2 separate regions of the Mus musculus genome follow, and region 2 is linked to region 1. A link is a loop called in an ENCODE intact Hi-C map of the cell type or tissue named here. Cell type or tissue: heart. All regions are shown on one strand.

What was found. A loop is a pair of places that touch in the nucleus more often than their neighbours do. Peaks named below come from ENCODE experiments on the same cell type or tissue, not always from the same donor. Only the 100,000 strongest peaks of a DNase experiment are listed, where the experiment ranks them.
Region 2: a loop joins it to region 1, with 7 times the contacts of the local background. A loop is called at or near these places in 6 of 42 quality-filtered maps.

Annotation. Positions count from the first base shown.
Region 1 is chr12:44,924,138-44,932,137 of GRCm38, reverse strand. All of the region lies in intron 2 of Stxbp6 (syntaxin binding protein 6 (amisyn)), which reads left to right. Gm33548 (a long non-coding RNA gene) reads right to left here and starts at 5,576. Exons shown (of 3, transcript XR_381565.4): 1 at 3,239-5,576. It also overlaps the pseudogene Gm15901. In heart, no CTCF peak of the experiment used is centred here; DNase peaks (open chromatin) are centred at 217 and 3,437; H3K27ac peaks cover 658 bases.
Region 2 is chr12:44,854,136-44,862,135 of GRCm38, reverse strand. It overlaps Stxbp6 (syntaxin binding protein 6 (amisyn)), which reads left to right. Exons shown (of 6, transcript NM_144552.3): 5 at 754-911; 6 at 6,259-8,000. The coding sequence ends at 6,282. Among named protein-coding and RNA genes, the nearest start is that of Gm33548, 68 kb to the left of the region's middle. In heart, no CTCF peak of the experiment used is centred here; DNase peaks (open chromatin) are centred at 2,525 and 3,815; H3K27ac peaks cover 753 bases.

The sequences.
Region 1 (8,000 bases):
TGTTAAATCTAGCAAGTACTTTCACCTCCCCAATTAAATGCCCAATTACCAATCTGACGCTTTTGACTCCTGTTTTAAAATGAAATAAACCTGCCCCGCAGCTGTGTTGTTGATGGGAGCAGATCTTGGGGGTGAGCGCTGCTAACTGTTCTTGCTCAGAAGTGCTCTTCTCGCAGTTTAAACAGAGGTCTGATGCTGCCAGCCCCTGAGCTGCGCACATCAGTGTCAGCTGGAATCCACTATGTTCTCTCAAGGGAAGGAAGAGGACGGGGGCAAACAGGAATTGTCAGAGTCCGGTTAGGGATGCTGCAATAATTTCCCTTTTGAGAAAATAATAGTGCTTTTGTGTTAAGGCCAGGAAATGAGACCAGGAAGTCTAGAGTTCTACTTTAGAATATAAATATATATTTAAGAAGATTACTTCCTAAGCATTTAGTTTGGACATAGACAGTACAGTGGCTTCATGGTCAGGATGAGCATCAGCTTCAGATTCTCCCTATCTCAGGGCAATCTGAAAGGAGAAGCTCCTCTCGGACTGAATGCATCGGTGTATGCTGGACCAGTCCTCCCCCATTAGTGAAGTTCATCTGTTTCCTTGTGAAATGAGAAAAGTGTTTGGGGAAAGAGGCTCTGCTTCGTGCTTTGCTTCCCTTGAACTTTCTCTTGGGGACAACAGACCGGAAGGATACGTCTTCCATAAAGAAGATGAACTCAGCTTATTACCTCTCCACATCACCATTGAATTCAGTTTGTTCTTCACACCCCTGATACCCAATCCTATGACAATGCGGTATTAAGAATTGTGTACTGTGGCATTTCTGATGGTCTGCCTAGATTCTAGCAGTCAAGGACTTGGCCTTTTCTTCCGAGGTGCATCTTCCTGAGGAGTCCAGCTGTGCTGTGTCACCTTGTCTACTTCCCGTATTGTGTCCCCAACTGCATCACTGTCACCTTCCTTTCACTATGTACACAATAAACATTTTCCCAATGAATGTTAATTGTGCCTTTAGATTTTCTAGATGAAAAAAATTCATGCTACTTTGTGATCCATATTTTGGCTATTTTACTTCCTCTTAAGTGAGGGAAAATTTACATGCATATCTCATATGCAGCTCTGATTCACTCCAAGAGAATTCAGGAAATTTATGAGCATAGGGTTTTGCCATTCCCAGCAGAAAACTTTCTCATAGTATGAAACTCCTTTTCTGCCAAGAGACCTCCTGAACCCTACTCTCAGTCATGTCTCCTTAGCCATGTAGAGGAAGCTGCAAGTCTGGACCTCCCTTTATGCATCTTATGTAAGTCTTTGCAGAATGGTTGTATATAAGGAGTTAAAGACAGCCTGAATGTTGGACATTGAAAATATCTATTTCACATGTTCTTCTTTGATTAGCACATGTATATATCTTTCTGTGATACTTCAGAAGTCCTTTGACGTGTTTGTGTCTTAGTTAGGGTTTTACTGGTATGAACAGATGCCTTGGCCAAGGCAACTCTAATGAGGACAACATTTAATTGGGACTGGCTTATAGTTCATTCCATTACCAGCAAGGCAGGATCATGGCTGTGTCCAGGCAGGCATGGTACAGACAGAGCTGAGAGTTCTACATCTTAAAGCTTCTAGAAGATTGGCTTCCAGGCCACTAGGAAGAGGGTCTTAAAGCCCATTCCCACTATGACACACCTACTCAACAAGGCTATACCTCATAATAGTACCACTCCCTGAGCTAAGCAGATAGAAACCATCAAAGTTTGTTTCTCACCTTATTAGGAAGGCATTTGGACCTGAGAAAATGGGCGCCACAGTGTCAGTATGTATTTCTTTTGGGATCACAGAAAGACTTGAGTCAGGCATGTTGGCACACACCTTTTAATTCCAGCACTCAATAGGTAGAGTGGATCTCTGTGAGATCAAGGACAGCCTGGTCTATAAAGTAAGTTCCATGACAGCCAATGCTATAGAGAGAAACTGTGTCTCAAAAAAACAGAAACAAAAAAAGGTTAAGACTAGAGGGAGTTCATCGTGTCTTTCTGACCAAAGTTCAATGTTAAAGTTGATAAATAGACTCAAACGGGAAATGCTCCATGTTCATAGACAGAGAGGCAGCAATTACCCAAATTCTCCCGATTCCCAGTCCTCTCTGCTCTCTGATGTCACCTTCAGGTTATTGTGGCTGTTCTTAGTTACACCCAGTGTTGGTGCACAAGATGCTTCTCTACATGGACAGACATCCCAGGGGAGGGGACATATATATTTTAGATCAAATCTTATGGCATTGATGTAGTTTTGTCCCCTGATGAACAAGACGAAATCCAGGATGATTGGACAACAGAAACATTGACCTCCACTGAAAAGTCAGGTTAGTAAGAAGCTTGTCTTCCTGGCAGAAAGTCAGCAGAAAATGGCAGTCTTCTCTTGGAGGCAACAGGGTTATTTGTAATTCTTTGAACAGTGTAGACCTGGAACCCCAGGAAAACATACTTTTTTGAGCCCCCATCAGGAAACCTTTTTTTGTTTGTTTGTTTTTTCATTTCTACATAAAACCTTTACTTATTCTCTCAGCAAATAACCTTTTTCTCATAGGGAAAAACAAAAGCCACTAATTAGCTTTGTCTTTCTAATAGAGATGACCTTCTCCCTGTCATAATGCATGAACTATATAGTGGCCTGCTTAGCTTTGACGGTAATAAGCAAGACAGCATGGATGGGAGTTGACCTGCAATGTAAGAGAGGTCTGTTTCTGTGGGTAGAACTGGGACAGAAGTCTCCGTGACAATCTTTTCTTGTTTAGAAGCAATGCTTTTAGGTGACTTACCAAGAATGAATTTGATATGACATTACCTGCTCATATACCGCTTCCCCATTGGCACTTCTCTTTAGAACAAACCTGTACAATCATCTCTGGTAGCGTTGACTTCAAATGGACACCACTGGTCTGAGGAGCCCATGTTGACACAAATCTGGACTTCCGATCTCAGTGGCTGTACCGTTCAGCTTCTCTCGATCGTAACTTGAGGAAACCTACAAGTCTTCTTGCCATGGACCCTCATTCACCATTCAGAGCACCACACAAAACCCTCCCGTGCACTTCCCCTAAGGCAAAAGTGAGCAATCTACCAAGAACAAAGAAACCAATAGGGTATTGCCTTCAAAACTCATATTGCTTCAGACTTGAAAGCTCCCAATTGGAGTGTTCAATATGGACTAATTTTAGATTGTAGTCGGGAATTCCATTACCTCATCCCTAGGAGAGAAAATTGTCAGTCGAGGATGTCTGCGCCTGTACGTCAGCAAGATTAGGCTCCTTGCCTATTGAAGGCAGGTGCGACAGTGTATGGATTGTCAGATGTGTCCTAGGAAGGACTGTAGTGGAGTTTGGGCAGATAGAGTCAGTGTCTGTTATGTTTGGACACTGTTCCAGTGTTCTTCCTCCACATCCTCATTGTTCTTAGGCAAGGAAGAAGCATCCAGAGAGTGGACTTCCAGCTGCAAAATAAATCACCTTACAAAGAGCCCTCAGGACATGGGGGAAGTTAATGGAAGAGAAAAACAAACAAACCAACCCCACATGCAGAAGGGCACTGACCTTTCCTGACCTTTCCTCTGCCTGGCTGTCATGGTAGCCCCAGCCCGGAGACAAAGTCACTGTGATCCTGTCCCTTTTGTTACTGATCCCCAGAGATTTCCATCTTTACTTTCTCTCTCCCGAGAATGGGATTTACTATTCACTTCTACATACTACAGTATTTATCCCACCTCCTGAGAGACTTCCTTTCCTTTCCTGCTTCAAGCCCACTTTTGAATTTGGCTCCCTTTAATGATTGCCTTAGCTTGTTAAACCTCTGCCTGAACAGAAATATAACTACCATTTTTTGCTTTCGTGTGTGTGTGTGTGTGTATGTGTGTGTGTTAGAGAGAGAGAGAGAAAGAGAAAGAGAGAGAGAGAGAGAGAGAGAGAGAGAGAATGTGTGTTAGATAAGTGCTGTACCACTAAGCTCCATCGCTAGCTCTTGCTTGTTCTTTTCTAACCTGCAGACCCTGGAGAGTAAAGGACCATTTCCATTTTTGCATGGATGATTAGTATTCAGATTGCACTACAGCATTATCAGGGAACGTTCTCATTTGAGGGACCTTCATGTATTCTAAATTTAAATTTTTCAGTTATTACAAGTTTTGATGAAGCCTCCCTGTCCCTACCTAGGGGTTCTAAATCAGCTGTATCACACAAATAAACTATATATAACAAAATATTTAACCCACGAAATTAGAATTTAAAAAAAGAAAAGAAAAGAGAAAAATCCTGACAGTATAAGACCAACCATTTGCTTAAAAAAGAATCTCTTTTGCGCTTCTGCACAAACTAAGCAAAGTACTAAAGCAAGTCTTAAGAAAAATACCTGGAGAAATGACGTGACAGTGAGCAGGATTAGCCAGGAGGGTCTTGTAGTGGAGCAGGAATGTGGAGTTGGTGTGTGAGCACCTCATGTTTTCAGAAGGTATCCAGGAAGATATCCTAGGCTGAAATTTAGTGTGAGCAATAACAGCACACAGGTTGGAAGAGCTTTGCTTGTGTATGGCTTGAATCCAGACATGGGAATGTGGACTAAAAAGATAGGCTGGGTAAGTGGGAGCTATGATGTTTGGTTGTAATGTCAGTGTACTACTAAGTAGAGAGTGAAGCCTCACCTGAAGAAATGACTGGATTGCTCCCATGGATGTGGAAAGAACCACCCTAGTTGTGTGTGTTATCTTCTGATAGCAGTCCAATTAAACTGGGTGTTGCAGGAGATCATTTCCTCTTTTGCTCTTTAGTCTTCTCTCTTGCTGCTGAGTTGATTAGCTGTGCTAGTCAAGGTGATGGTGATGGTGATGGTGATGATGGTGAAGATGGTGATGAAACCTTTGCAGATATTAAAACCAGGCTTTCACTGTGGACTAGAAACCAATGGTTGCCCATTAATGTTTGGGCTGTTGAGGGGCTCCCCCAATTGCTGAGGCACCCAGCCTCAAGTACTGAGTAGCTATTATGTTCTCAGCTCTCAGGCATGATACTGGTATTGTTGCTATTTTAAAGCTAACCTAATAAATTAGTTAATATAATATCCATATCTGTATCTATCTACCAATCCCATTGGTTTTATTTCTCCAGAGAACCCTCATTAATATAGGAATGAACTGGGCATCTTGTACTCACTTATGATGATCCACTTTGCTTAAAGAATTTACCTTTATTCTCTAAAGATCCTTTCTCAATAGTTCAGATTTTACTGATGGGCACTTCTGAATAGGCAAGCATGGTCTACCTGTGACAAAAGGGTTGTTGACAGCAGTGGTATGGACTCACATCAAGGCTGTTTGTAGACAGGATCTAGAAAGGCGGGCTTGGTGTCAAGAGGTCATCATTTCAATGTTTGAGACCGACAGTGTCATCTCAACCTGGTATTCTCAATTACATTACTGGCTTCCTAAATGAAGGGTCCACACAGGAAACATTAATTTTATCCTTATAATAATATGAGTGGTCCTTATAATCCCCATGTTAGTCATTTTGTCTAAGTCTGCTCAGAGTCGACAGTTTTGGTAGTGCTTGGGTTCTTTGATGGTGGTGGGTTGTGTGTATGTTTGTTTATGCGCACACGTGCGTGCACACACACACACGTGCACGTGTCATACAGGGTAACATGTTACAAATGCCTTTGAATACTAAAATGTGTGTTCCCAGGATCATACAGAATCATCACCTTCAGGTTCACAGTGGCTGAGAAAATATGTAATATTTAATATAAAATCCTCATGATACCTGATAGCTTTCTTTCATTGTATTAACTTGCTAAAATAGTTTTGTATTACCAGGTACACAAAAAGTCTTTCATCTTTTTTTTTCTAGGTGAGTTCTTTACTCATGAGTGAGTATCTTCCGAAATCTCTGTGGACTTCATGTTTATGCTAGAGAATGTCTAGGAGGCATCTGCCAAGCAGATGGTCTAAAATTGAACAAGCGAGTCTTTGAGGAAATCTTGGCAGCTTAGTTTCTCTGTGACCTTGTTGACTGTTGCTAGTCTCTGGAGGGTTTTCCCTCTTTACAGATCTTCCTGAGGGCCACCAAAGGCTAATTAAGATACTGCTTTGTTAGGCCTTATGATGGCCAGTGGTATACTGAACTCTATTATGATGCAAATCGGAAATCAAAGCTAAGTCCTAGACCTTTGGCCACAGTGCTTTCTCACTATTTGGAATGGAGAAAAATCTGTCTGAAGATAGAAGAAAAATTGGTTCAAATTTACACTTATATAAGAAATCTTATTAAGGATGTTTGAAGACTTGTGGTGCTGATAGGTTTTAATTTTAATGGAACAGGTTTTAAGGCGCTAGTGATGGGGAAAAACTTTAGGGAGACACAGTAGCTTGGTTGCCTCCTCTGGCCCAGAGAAGTGTTTTCTAATAAAGTTGCTGCTTCTGACAAATGAGGGGTGTGTCTTTTTTTCTTTTAAGATAAAGTTAGTGGGTTTTTTGTTTGTTTGTTTGTTTGTTTTTTACATACAATAGTCAAACTGGCATTGGCTTATCATGGTATAGTCACATATAAGCATCTTTCTATAGATATTAATTAACATAGAGGTACTCATGGTGAGTCTCCAAAGAAATGGAGGCGATGAACAAAATATACTTAACAGGTTACATCTCCTAATTGCCAAGGCAGAAGTTCTCCTCCAACCAAAGAGCTAGTTTTATTCTGGTCAGATGCAATCTTACTATTTAAATGCTAGACTTGAACTTACTGTATATCTGTGCTAGCCTCAAACTTGTGATCCTTCTACTGCATCCTCCAGAGTGGCCACCATATTTGAAGGAATCATTACTTTTTACACCTTTAGATCACATCCCAAACGTACTAGACCTGTAGCTAGTGCCCTCATGCCTATTTCTGTAGCAGGAAAAGTCATTCAGACCTCCTTGTTTCAGATTCCAGTTAAACCTCACCCCTGAAATGGACACACCATGTACAGCAAGACCCATGTTTCTAAGAAAAGACAAACTGGGGTTGGTAAGGGTGTATGAGTATGTGGGGGAGGAGGGGGTATCTTAGTTAGGGTTTTACTGCTGTGAACAGACTCCATGACCAAGGCAAGTCTTATAAAAAAAAAAAAAACCAACATTTAATTGGGGCTGGCTTACAGGTGCAGAGGTTCAGTCCATTATCATCAAGGTGGGAGCAACAGGCAGGCATGGTCCAGGAGGAGCTGAGAGTTCTATGTCTTCATCCAAAGGCTGCCAGTGGAAGACTGGCTTCCAGGCAACTAGGGTGAGGATATTATACCCACACCCACAGTGACACACCCATTCCAACCAGGTCACACCTATTTCAACAAGGCCACACCTTCAGATGGTGCCACTCCCTGGTCCAAGGATATACAAACCATCACAGAGGTAATTCATTATCTCTAAAGCCCTTGATTTAATATCCAGCACAACACTAAAGAAGACAATTACACAGCTAAGACAAATACAGCAATACAGGGTTACAAATAGAGCTCAGTTGAGTGGGTGCCCCCCATGTTCAAGGTCTAAGGTCCTATCTGGCACCAAAGTGCTGCTGCTGCTGTTGCTGCTGCTGCTGCTGCTAGTACAACAACAACAACAACAACAACAACAACTACTACTACTACTACTACTACTACTACTACTACTACTACTACTACGCAATATGAAAATCTTTCGGAGAAGGAAGTAATCCAGCCACTACCCTAACTTTAGGTTGAGCTAACATCCTCACACTTCACCTGGCAAATTCATAGTAGGAATTCCAAAGTTTATGGGGTGCTAAAATGTGCATACTTGGCCTCCAAATTTGCCTCCAAATCACTGGCAGAGAAGTTCTGCTGGAACTGCATGTAAGCCTGTAGACTCTGCCCCACAGTTATAGAAAGGAACAGTCCATGCCCAACTGTTTCAGATTTGAATACACCAGGCATGAGTGTTTTGTTCCAGATCTGCTTGC
Region 2 (8,000 bases), 70 kb after region 1:
AAGCCAGTGGTAGAGGATTTGTCTAGCATTTACAAGGCCCTGGGTTCAGTTCCCCAGCCCAAGGGGTTGGGGGGAATCACAGGCTTTATAGAGCATGGAATTCATGCCTGGAATTCCCACTTGCAGGGTAGAGGCCGAAAGATGGAATCCCAGGCTCACCTAGACTTGAGTGAGACACTTGTCATCAAAAATAAATTAGTGTGGTGGCTCCAGGTAAGGTATGTGCCACCAGTTAACTAAGTGGTTAGTGGCTCATGTGATAGAAGGATGGGACCAACTTCCAGATGTTGTCCTCTGACTCTCTCTCTCTCTCTCTCTCTCTCTCTCACACACACACACACACACACACACACACACGCACACACACACACGCACACACACGAGAGAAAAGATAAATAAATGTAATAAAATAATAAAAATGTACATAAGATGCAAATAGATCTTAATGGACTTTCCCAATTTTGTGAACTTGTTCCCATTTACCTATGCAAGTTAGTCTTAAATTCCACTGGGCTCCATCTTTTGGAGCCTCCTCAAGTAGAATAAATGGTGATGGAGTGGAGAGAAGCTGGCAGGATTTGCTCTGGTCTTGTGGCAGATCTTTGGGTGACTTATAAGTGAATGAGTCACCCAAAAGAATGGAAACTTATTTTCAGCTACCATCCACCTTGGGCCTTTCCATCGTGTGGGTATCAATCTATCTGTCTTTGTGGGGATCCAATCTAGCTCCTGACACTCTTGCAATCTTTCCAGGAAACAGCATCCTCCATTCAGCAGCTGATAGTGTGACCAGTGCAGTACAGAAGGCAAGCCAGGCCTTGAACGAGCGTGGGGAACGGTTAGGCCGAGCAGAGGAGAAGACAGAAGACATGAAGAACAGTGCCCAGCAGTTTGCAGAAACCGCACACAAGGTGAGCCAGCAGAGAACAGGGTCTTCATGCTGGATTATCAGAGGTCATAATATCAAGACACTGTTCCCAGGGTGGATAAGAAAATCAAGGAGCATTTTCTTGGTTGTTGTTCCTTTTGGTGCATCATTTTCTAATTACTAGAGCCTTGCAGCTTTTTTCCCTGTATCTGGATTTTGTGCTTACCATCTTCTTTCTAATGGCCTCATCTCTTTTTCAGACCTTCTGACTTTTAGGTATTTAAGATAGCGAAAGAAATCTTTAATTTCTGTCCTAAATATCAAGGTTCAGGCTCAGGTCACAGAAAGGGGGAGAAATAAGATCGGTGTTCACAATATTTCCCTGTCATTGACCACAGTTGTATTGGACTTGAAGCTTCTCAGGCGTCCTTTTCCACTCTCTTTTTCTCATTCTAAGTATCTGTCACTGTATGTCACATGTTGTTATCTCTTCACTGGACATATAAAACAAGCCCTGGTCTCAAGGCTAGTTTCCCCTCTGAACCTGGCTGGATATTGATTCAAAACCTCCACTCTGGATCTCTAATATTGAGCAGATGTGGCAGCAAGATTATCGCCTGTCCCAGAACTCTGAGGAAGGTACTTCTTGTGTGACTGGATACTTAGCATGCATGTTTACATTTGCTGTTAACTGCCTTTCAGAAGAAAAAAGGACTATTTACTGTCAGCATCTATCTAAGGCAATCATAAACCAAAGGAAAGAGGAGGTCCACTGGTCAGCTGGTAAAGATGATTTATTACTGTGCTTATACTTAGAATCAAAGAGTAGTTAGTTTCTAGCTGGTGACTTGAATTTAAGTTTCTTGGAGCCATTTCTACTGGTGACAGGTCGGCCTGATACGCTCATGATCTGGACCTGCAGATAGGTTTTAGTTGATTTTTTAAGGGAGAATAATTCAATTAGCCTGCAGAGAATACTCCACTTCTGCTGAGGAAACAAGAATGGACAACCAAGAAGCAGTAAGAAAAATACGTTCTAGTGGACAGAAGATGTTTCTCTAGGGCTCATAAGAAAGCACTCCAGGAGATTGGCTCCTGACAGATGGCTTCAGTGACTCTATCACAACAGGGTCTTAGTGCACTGCTGCTTCTGAGACCCAGGTAGAGTTCCTTGAAGGAGAACTAACCAAGTCTGTCCAAGACAAGTCTGCCAGCAGACAAGTTGGCATCAGGACGTCGCATTACGAGCTGTGATGAAGTAAACCCAGATGCATGCTCCCCAAGGCTTTGGTACAAGGAAATGATGAGAGATTTCATGCCCTGATGCACTCATACACAAAGCAACTTAAAGTATTTAAATAGGAGAAGGACAGTGGTAATCTGAGTAGTGGTATTGAGTGGGGAAAGAGAAAGCCAAAGGAAGTAACATTACAGCTGTCCTAAAGTTTGCAAAGGTCGAGTGGTCCAGGCAATTGTCTCGTTTGCCTTCCCACTGTGGTGCACTGATAAAGCTCTGCTAAAATAGTTTCGGCTAATGATTAAACCACAAACCAGGTTACCAAGGAAGCTGTGAAATTATTCTTCCTAATGTGGGGTAGACAATACCTGGATGTCATCCACATAGGCGTCCCTCTCACCAGGGGTTGTACAAACATCCAAGTTCTGGGCCATTGCCACTATTTCCCTGACACTGTGGCCAAGTTTGCTCAATGGTTGGGAAATAACATGGTATAGTAGTTAACTTCTTATGTTTGAGCCCGGCTCTGTCATTTTCCATCTGGGTGAGCTAGGACAAATGCTAAATTTCTCAAAATCCCATGTTTTCTTATCAGTTAAACAAAGACAATTGATTAATAACCACACCTATCTCCTCTAGTTCAGAGGGGAACATGCATATAAATCTAAACTGTTTATGATTTATTTCAATAAACATAGCTTTTGCTGAACCTGTCCTCTATTTGGTGACATAATGGGATCAGTAATGAAACTGAGGAATTATTACAGATGACTGAGAATCTTCAAAAACAGCAATTTTAAAAAAGAATGCAGATAAATATTGTGTGATCCAAATTCAAAAGGAAAGCGAGTGGGAAGTTTATAGTATGTGAACAGAGAGACATCTTAGAACAGCCTATGAGACTAGAAATTGATGAGGCCATAAACTGCAAAGGGGTCTCCAGCTTTGGTAAGTGCAGGGCAGGGTGGTCTTAGTAGAGGTCAATTAGGCAAGAGAATTTGGCATTATAATTGGTTTCCCCTCCAGAAGATGTTCCCAGGGGAGAAAAAGTCCCTGGGTGAGTGTGTACAAGGGAGTGTAAGACAGTGTCAGGGCTAGGCTTGCAGTTTTCTAAAACTGGGCTATGTGCTCATGAACCACTAACCTAAGAAATATTTGTAGTGAGCAAGCCAACCACTTTAGATAAGGTGTGGCTGCTTTTTCTAGGGGTTAGAACTGTTGATAAGACCATAGATTTACCATGAAGATGTGATTTCACTGGCCAAGCCCCAGCCAGGCCTGCTAGTGAGAAGATTCAGAGGTGGAACCAGGCCTTCTACCCATTCCCCACACTCCTAGACATGTGTGGCCTGTTGACTCATGAAGAGTGGGCTGTGTTTACAAGAGGAAGACACAGTGCACATGGCAAAGAACAATCTTCCCAGGTGACAGTTCCTCTGAGGACAACCAGGTCCAATGGAAATTGTGGCCTGTCTTTCTAGATTATTGTAAAAAAATACCATTTGTCATTTTTCCCAGGACCCCTGCAGTGACCCAGGTACAAGCGTGAACAGGTCTCTTTTGTTCATCCTCTAGCTGTATGGGTGCCAGTCCCCTCTAGAACAGAGATGGGGGACAATGCTTCTCTCCTGGCCCAGCACACTCCTCACCCCAGTTCTGGTTATCCTGTCATGAGGAAGTATTGTTCCTTCCTGAGCTGTGGGTCTGGCACAGTTCCAGCCATTAGGAAAGAGCAACGCACAGCACAAGCAGCCTCACTCACTTTCCCCTGCCCCCGAAAGCTCAAGGTTGCAGTGTGCTCCAGGCTTTGACAGCCCGCCATGGGTGGTGAGTCAGCAGGCAAGAACATTACCCACACTAGCATCCTCAAATGACATTTCTCACAGCAAAAAGAGTTGATCTGGACTCTTCTGCACCAGGGTAGAAGAGATGACAATAAATTCTCTCTCTTTCTCCCTCTCCCTCTCCCTCTCCCTCTCCCTCTCCCTCTCCCTCTCCCTCTCCCTCTCCCTCTCCCTCTCCCTCTCCCTCCCTTTCTCTCTCTCTCTCTCTCTCTCTCTCTCTCTCTCTCTCTCTCTCTCTCTCCCCCTCCCCCCGTCCTCTCTCTCCCTCCCTCTTGTTAGTTCTGTTGCAGTTGTTCAGTTTGAGCCTTTAGGCTAAAAGGGAAGGGACTCTTCTCTTAAAGCACATCCTAGTGTCTGTAATGATTTTTTTTCATTATCATTATGTAGAATAGACTACAGAGCATTAGTAGGGGATTTCTGTAAACTATTCAGTAAATAAACCAGGGGGAATATTTAAGGGAGGAACTCCAGCACTTGTATTACTCTCCGACAGTTTTACAGGAGTGGGGAACAATGGGGAAGCATTGATGTTGAAGCACCCAAGGCTTTAGTAGCAAAATTGTATAATCTGGTTCCCTAATTTTGTTTAGTGCTCTTTATCCTAAAGTCCTTCATTCCCAGATACTTTTATAAACCAGGGTATTACCACTTTTTGCTAGGTGTTATTAGTCTGTCCAGGCTACTTAAAAGCTACAAACAAATTTTAAAAACCTGGTAATTGATTAAACAATGAATTAATTTCTTACAGAGAAGTCCAAGATCAAGATGCTAGATTCCATGCCCCATGAAGGTCTTTTTCCTGATTCACTTATGGTGACCTTTGAGAGTATCCTATCATAATGAAAAGGGGAAGAGTCTCTCCTTCATTCTGAGGTCTCTGCACCTCCAGATCCAGTCACCTCCCACGCTCACCTCCTAATGTCATCTCATGGCAGTTTGGTTTTGGCACCTGACTTTGAGGAAGACACAAATATTTGTACTACAATAAGATCTATGTAGCTAATCGTCCTATTCAATTGTATTTCTGCAAAGTACAGGTGGCCATAACTCAGGGTCTAGCTTGAGCAGCAGTGCAATCATTCCTGAAGATTAGTGGCTATGTGACCTGGCGCAAGCCTATTTAGTGGAAAGTTAATAGCTCAATGAATACCAAGACAGTAGCTGTGATCAAATATTTATGGTTGGAATTCATTACACACAACACTTAACAGCTCTGTGTTTATTTGATGGACCTCTTTGCTAAATAATATATGAAAACTGGAGGCAGAACAAAAACGGGGGCCAAGAATGTGGCTGAAGACTGGGCTAGGTCTGAGGCAGGGTCCTACCTCTCTTCTCTCACTTCACTATGCCCATAACTAAGTGCTTTTTAATGTCAGGAGTTATTAGGCATCAGCACAGTTCTTGACCCCAAACCCAAAAAAATCTTTATCACTCAGTATAGCAAAATGGATGTACTCAGAACAAACTCTGCATCTGACCATTGACTAACCAGCAGCATTAGCCAGCAGGAGGTCTGAGGGGATCTTTACTGGCTCCACCACACAAAAAGTTATCAAGACTTTAAGCTAAGGTTTTCCTTAGAGACAATACCTAGGATAATAGCCAGCCATCCTCTGTCACATAAAGAAATGTTGATGCTGTTTTCCTAGTGGGAGCTCAGGGTTCTAACCTCTCTCTTGTGGCCACCAATAAGATGACGTTGTGACTGCCCTGGGCTTTGCTGGAATGATAGGTTATTAATATGTTCCAGGATGAGGCAAAGCACTAGTAGTTGGAAGTTAAGGTCTATTGTTTGTCCCTATAAGGGAATACAATTTAATTGCCAAGAACTTTGGATCTGATTAAAAGTCTAGGAGGGATATGGTGTAGATTATTTGAGAGTGTCTCTCTACATGCTCTTGAGTTTTCACACTTCATCAGATGTCATCAAGTATTAAGATCCCAGGAGTGTTGCTTCTTGATATATCTAGAGACCCGGGAATCCCAGCTCTCCCAGGGGCGAGTCGCTTGTTCTCTCTGTGCATTTTGTTTTCATCTATCCTACTGAGGAATGAAAGAAAACACACAGCATCCTCCATCATCAGGCACATGTACCAACAAAGTCAATGTACAGGAAGAGGCAAAGGGCAGTGCCCTGTGACCTATTTGTGTAAGTATTACACATCTATCAGGACCACAGTGGACAGGAGTGGTGGTTGGTACCAGGCATAAGATCTCTAATCCTGAATGCAGGAAGGAAAAGTAGAGAGAGCTGCCTAGTAATACGGTCTCATTTTTTTTTCATCCCTCTCCCTTTCTCTCCTTAGCTTGCCATGAAGCATAAATGTTGAGAAACTGCCTATCCTGGTGAAGCTCTAAAGAAAGTGGAGGAGTTTGTTCAGCAGTTATTACAAGACGTCCAGACGGGGCTGCTTCTTTGGTTTTGCTGTTTTGTTTGTTTGTTTGTTTCTCTTTCTTTCTTTCTTTCCTTCTTTCTTTCTTTCTTTCTTTCTTTCTTTCTTTCTTTCTTTCTTTCTTTCTTTCTTTCTTTCTTTCTTTCCCAATATAAGGACATTGAAGGGTTTGATTCTTCATGGTCAGATGTTAATATGAATGAATGGCAGCATGCTGTGGGCATATATTTCCCTATCTTGCTAAAGAATGCTGCAATAGTGTCAGCTTCATTTTTACTTTTTCCATTGTCTGTGTGTGTGTGTGTGTGTGTATGTGTGTGTGTGTGTGTGTGTGTGTGTGTGTGTGTGTGTGTGTGTGTATGTATATCTGTGTGTGTGCATATGTTCCTTTTGAAGAAAAATTGTTTTTGTAGTTCAAATACGAAATTCAGACCAAATAATAAGCCAGGTATAAATTGGCAAAATGTATTTTTTTGTTTCTCTCTGTAACTAAGCAACAAAATAGTTCAATATGGTGGCATCAGGTGATGGTCCTGGGTACAAATAAAAGCCACATAATGCTTTCGCCTACTCTCCTAGTCCTCTTCATTTGAAGAGAAAAATTAAAATTTATTATCTTGAGACTCAAGTCTGTACTGTGGTAAACACATGGGCATATCAGGGGAATTGGATTTTGTCTTTTCATGTTAATCTTTTTGCATGAACCATCAAGAGCATTCACAAAATACAAATCAGAATCTCAAATAGAAATCTACTCTCTGGGCTGACACATAAACATTTCTGTTCCTTCCTTCCAGTCTGACTAGTTGGAATTATCATATGAAGGACAAAAATTTGAATGTAAAGACCTACCGTAAAATATAATTTAAAACTTCCATAGATTTATGGATATTTCTCTTGTTGTCATTATATCATAGCTAACATGGGGGTGGGGAGGACTTATATTTCTAACAACAAATAGTATATCTAGGGTCAGTGAGGTGGCTCGGTGAATGAAGGTGCTTATGGCATAAACCTGGCCACTAGACCCCACAGATTTGACCTCTGACCTCCACCCACATTTCCCAGCACACATATGTACACCATATAAAGACACATACACAAAACAACATAATAATGCATAAAGTCAAATAAAAAGAAGTAATTTGTCTAGATAAAAGTATATAAATTATAACGTGTCAAGATGCTACTTTGTTTTTTGCTCTTTTGACAAAGCTAAGCCTAATTTTAGAGGCTCTCTCACAAGATCCTTGGGAATGAACCTTTAGTTTCTTGGTATCTGGGTTTTGGAGGTTTCGGTATTGTTGTGTTTTTTAGTTTCTTTCGTGCCGTTTAACATGTACTTCTTGATAGATTGCATACTCGTCAGTTTCAACTTGCCTGGTCTGATACAGGCAGCACAATGACAGGCCTTTACAGTGCTGTCAGATTGAACAGAGTCTCTTCCAGGCCTTTGGGTTATGTGTTGCTCAAGGTAATACTGCACTTAGACTGTGGAAATTTTGTTTTCTCGAGGGTTAAAAGCTAAACATTAAAAATAAAATAAAAAACATGCTTGTTCCTCATAAAGCAATGAGGCAAGCTACACATGCCACATACTGCAGTGCATGGAGTTTTCAGACGCCTGGGTCGCCAGGACCCTCTCCTTCTTTGCT